Regions from separate parts of the Homo sapiens genome. Here region 1 is linked to region 2. Evidence: read pairs that join two places in POLR2A ChIA-PET (ENCODE). Cell type or tissue: OCI-LY7. All regions are shown on one strand.

The links. ChIA-PET counts read pairs that join two places held together with the same protein. Peaks named below come from ENCODE experiments on the same cell type or tissue, not always from the same donor. Only the 100,000 strongest peaks of a DNase experiment are listed, where the experiment ranks them.
Region 1: POLR2A ChIA-PET joins it to region 2 with 9 read pairs; 3 of 35 experiments call an interaction of 5 or more read pairs at or near these places.

The regions. Positions count from the first base shown.
Region 1 is chr10:67,719,978-67,722,477 of GRCh38, reverse strand. It overlaps a transcript of CTNNA3 not described here. Among named protein-coding and RNA genes, the nearest start is that of CTNNA3, 25 kb to the right of the region's middle. In OCI-LY7, no CTCF peak of the experiment used is centred here; no DNase peak of the experiment used is centred here.
Region 2 is chr10:67,771,654-67,774,153 of GRCh38, reverse strand. No RefSeq gene overlaps it. Among named protein-coding and RNA genes, the nearest start is that of TRS-TGA1-1, 8.4 kb to the right of the region's middle. In OCI-LY7, no CTCF peak of the experiment used is centred here; a DNase peak (open chromatin) is centred at 1,033; H3K4me3 peaks cover 632 bases; H3K27ac peaks cover 2,058 bases.

The DNA of each region.
Region 1 (2,500 bases), 52 kb after region 2:
GTAGCTGTGAATTGTTTGTATATTTGATTGCCTTTAGATATCTGTTAAAATTCAAGGAGAGCAAGGAGGATAGCAAAAACTTCATGACATATGATTCATGCTTTGCCTCACCTTCTATAGAAAAAGGGGAACAAAAACTAGAGCTGGCCTAGTACTACTGAAACAATCCTCTCCTAACCCCTTTGATCTGTCTCTCACCTTCCCTATCAGCCTTTCTCTGAACTATTCCCAAACTAATAGTCAGAGATCCTGTGAAATTCTGCTAGATGTAAACCCTAATGCTGAATTCTAAAAATTTGGTTCTTAGTGTTTGCACTAGTATCTGAGATAAAATACTGATTTTGTATATGAACAAGGGGAACCATTGAGATTGTTAAAAGTTTTAACTTACCATGGCTGGCAAGATGGCTGAATAGGAACTGCTCCAGTCTGCAGCTCCCGGCAAGACCAACATAGAAGGTGGGTGATTTCTGCATTTCCAACTGAACCTCCGCTGGTGATACCCAGGCAAGCAGAGTCTGGAGTGGACCTCCAGCAAACTCCAGCAGACCTGCAGCAGAGGGTCCTGACTGTTAAAAGGAAAACTAAGAAACAGAAAGGAATAGCATCAACATCAACAAAAAGGACATCCACACAAAAACCCCATCTGAAGGTCACCAGCATCAAAGGCCAAAGGTAGATAAATCCATGAAGATGAGGAAAACCAGCACAAAAAGGCTGAAAATTCCAAAAACCAGAAGGCCTCTTCTCCTCCAAAGGATCACAACTCCTCGCCAGCAAAAGAACAAAACTTGATGGAGAATGGGTTTCATGAATTGACAGAAGTAGGCTTCAGAAGGTGGGTAATAGCAAACTCCTTCAAGCTAAAGGAGCATGTTCTAACCAAATGCAAGGAAGCTAAGAACATTGAAAAAAGGTTAGAGGAATTGCTAACTAGAATAAGCAGTTTAGAGAAGAACATAAATGACCTGATGGAGCTGAAAAACACAGCACGAGAACGTTGTGAAGCATACGTAAGTATCAATAGCCAAATCAATCAAGTGGAAGAAAGGATATCAGAGATTGAAGATCAACTTAATGAAATAAAGCGTGAAGACAAGATTAAAGAAAAAAAAATGAAAAGGAATGAACAAAGCCTCCAGAAATATGGGACCATGTGAAAAGACCAAACCTAAGTTTGATTGGTGTACCTGAAACTGATGGAGAGAATGGAACCAAGCTGGAAAACACTCTTCAGGATATTATCCAGAAGAACTTCCCCAGCCTAGCAAGACAGGCCAACATTCAAATTGAGGAAATACAGAGAACACCACAGAGATACTCCTTGAGAAGAGCAACCCTAAGACACATAATACACAGTCATCAGATTTACCAAGGTTGAAATGAAAGAAAAGAAATTAAGGGCAGCCTGAGAGAAAGGTTGGGTTACCCACAAAGGGAAGCCCATCAGACTAACAGTAGATCTCTCTGCAGAAACCTTTCAAGCCAGAAGAGTGGGGGCCAATATTCAACATTTTTTTTTCTGAGACGGAGTCTCACTCTGTGACCCAGGCTGGATTGCAGTGGCATGATCTCGGCTCACTGCAACCTCCGCCTCCCAGATTCAAGCAATTCTCCTGCCTCAGCCTCCCGTGTAGCTGGGACTACAGGTGCTGGCCACTACACACGGCTAATTTTTGTATTTTTAGTAGAGACAGGGTTTCACCATGTTGTTGAGGCTGGTCTTGAACTCCCGACCTCAGGTGATCTGCCCACTTCAGCCTCTCAAAGTGCTGGGATTACAGGCATGAGCCACCATGCCCAGCTAACATTCTTAAAGAAAAGAATTTTCAACTCAGAATTTCATATCTAGCCAACCTAAGCTTCATAAGCGAAGGAGAAATAAAATCCTTTACAGACAAGCAAATGCTGAGAGATTTTGTCACCACCAGGGCTGCGTAACAAGAGCTCCTGAAGGAAGCACTAAATATGGAAAGGAACAACTGGTACCAGCTACTGTAAAAACATACCAAATAGTAAAGGCCATCGACATTATGAAGAAACTGCATCAGTAACAGGCAAAATAACCAGCTAGCATCATAATGACAGAATCAAATTCACACATAACAATATTAACCTTAAATGTAAATGGGCTAAACGCCTCAATTAACTGGCAATTGGACTCAATAGACTCAATAGCCTCATAGACTGGCAAATTGGATAAACAGTCAAGACCAATCAGTGTGAATACACCTGAATACATTCAGGAGACCCATTTCACGTGCAAAGACACACATAGGCTCAAAATAAAGGGATGGAGGAATATTTACCAAGCAATTGGACAGCAAAAAAAAAAAAAAAAAAAAAAAGCAGGGGTTGCAATCCTAGTCTCTGATAAAACAGACTTTAAACCAATAAAAATACGAAAAAGACAAAGAAGGGCATTACATAATGGTGAAGGGATCAATGCAACAAGAAGAGCTAACTATTCCGAATGTATATGCAAACAACACAGGAGCAC
Region 2 (2,500 bases):
GCAGTAGTATGAGACAAAGTTGAAAAGATGTTAGGGCCAAATTATGAAGGGCCTTGTGAATGAAACTGGGAAGCTTGGCCTTTACTCTGCCAGCCACCTACTGGACGTCTGCGGGCAGGAGAGAGTGGTGGTCAGAACGGTGTCTAGAAAGAGGCCATGGTGGTTGGGCATGGTGGCTCACGCCTATAATCCCAGCACTTTTGGAGAACGAGACAGGCAGATCACCTGAGTTCAGGAGTTCGAGACCAGCCTGGCCAACATGGTGAAAACCTGTCTCTACTAAAAATACAAAATTAGCCGGGCGTGGTGGTGCATGCCTGTAATCCCAGCTACTTGGGAGGCTGAGGCAGAAGAATTGCTCGAACCTGGGAGGCAGAGTTTGCGCCACCGCACTCCAGCCTGGGCACCAAGTGCAAAACTCCTTCTCACAAAAAAAAAAAAAAAAAGAGGCAATGGTGATGGTGACTAAACAGCCTTACGCAGTCCAGGGATGCCAGGAGAGAAGGCTCCTCCAAGTCTTTCCTTTCAAGGATAGAATATCTCATATTCAGGGGTCATTGACACATATCATGCAGTTGATATATATTTTTTAAAAAGTGTTCAGAGCTGAATCTGGAATGATGAATGTTACACAGGCTGGGGAATTATATTGTAAAACCAATCATGAGCTATAATAGGCACCAAAAAAAAAAAAAAAAAAAAGGCCTAGATCAGAGAGAATGTCAGAGCAGCTGCTGTTAGCCTCTCAGAGATGGCCTCATGCAGTCCCAAACACATCCTCAGCTAGAGTCAACTCTGGGCAGCTTTGTACATCAACTCCCAGGGAACTTGTTCCTCCCTTTATCCAGCTCAGAGAGACAAAAGAGCAAAGAACATTCCACTCCTTCAATAACATGAGTCAAATGGCCTTTTTTTATCCCTGTCCAGTGGCTCCCTTGAGTTGGTTGCAGATACCTCTATGAGGGACCCATTCTGGTGAAAAGGGGAAGAGAATACCAGCATGTGATCTCATCTTCACTTCCTCATCTATAAACTAGCTGTGGTCTGTTTTGGATGTTAAATGAATGAACACTCATCACAGTGCCTGACCTGTGGTTAGAACTTAGAAAATGGCAGTGACTGCTGACAATGCCATGAGGTAGAAGTAATTATTATTACCACTTAGTGGATAAGGAAATTAAGGCTCAGAGAGGTTATGCAAACTGCCCAAAGTTACATAGCAAGAAAGGGAAGGAGCCTATATTTGATGCTTGGTTGCTCTGACTTCAAAGTCTCTGTTTTTCCTATTCCTTCAAATTCTTCCTATTCCTTCAAATTACTTCACAAATAAACTTGCAAACCTGGTTTCAGGTTACATCTTAACATGCTCAAGGGCTGAAAAGCTTTGTTTACAACAGCAGATACAGTACTAACTACAGAGAAAGGAGAAACTAGGTAAGCATTTCCAGGACCTGCACCCCATCTGCTGTCAAGTGGAGCAGACAATCCCAGTGTACATGAGAGGATTCTGGAAGGATTTGGGCCATTCTGATGTACTGAGATAAAATGATCTTAAAAAACATTCATGTCCTTTCTTGGTATCTTTGTGTTAATGGAAATAATGAGATTTCTTGGATGTGTATAAACCAGGAAGAACTAGTGAAACGTCAACCAGCCTCTTGACAGTGTCCCACTTAATGATATCTTCACAGTGATAACCTGGGAAGAACTTTTTTTATTATAGTGAGGAGAGTCCTCTAGAGCAGAAATAAACTATAGCCACAGGCCAAATCCAGCCCACTGTTTTTGTAAATAAAGTTTTATTGGAACACAGTCACACTCATTTGTTTACAGATTATCTATGGCTGCTTTTGTGATACACAGGCAGAGTTGAGTAGTTGCAACAGAAACCATATGGCCTGCAACACCTAAAATATTTACTGGCTGACCTGTAGAAAAAGTTGCTAACTAATCCCTGCACTAGAGGTGGGTACCAAAATTAAGTGCAGCATTTCTGTGCTCCAACATCCTAAGCACAGGTTATTTCAAAACACTAGCATTCTGTCTCCAATGATGGAGACAGATGTCTTTACATCTGGAAGACAAGTAGCTTTCAGAGGGATACTGTGTATATTCATCTCTTGGAATGACTTGTGGTGTCAGATAAAATGTGTCTAAAGTTCGTGTGCTGAACAATTTTTTTTTTTTGAGACTGAGTCTTGCTCTGTTGCCCAGGCTGGAGTGCAGTGGCACAATCTTGGCTCACTACAACCTCCACTGCCCAGGTTTAAGAGATTCTCTGGCTTCAGCTTCCGAGTAGCTGGGATTATAGGCATGCGACACCATGTCCAGATAGTTTTTGTGTTTTTAGTAGAGACGGGGTTTCACCGTGTTGGCCAGGCTGGTCTCAAACTCCTGACCTCAAGTGATCTGCCTGCCTTGGCCTCCCAAACTGCTGGGATTACAGGTGGAACCCACTGCGCCTGGCCTGAACAAATGTTTTGATAATTGTGTCTCAAAT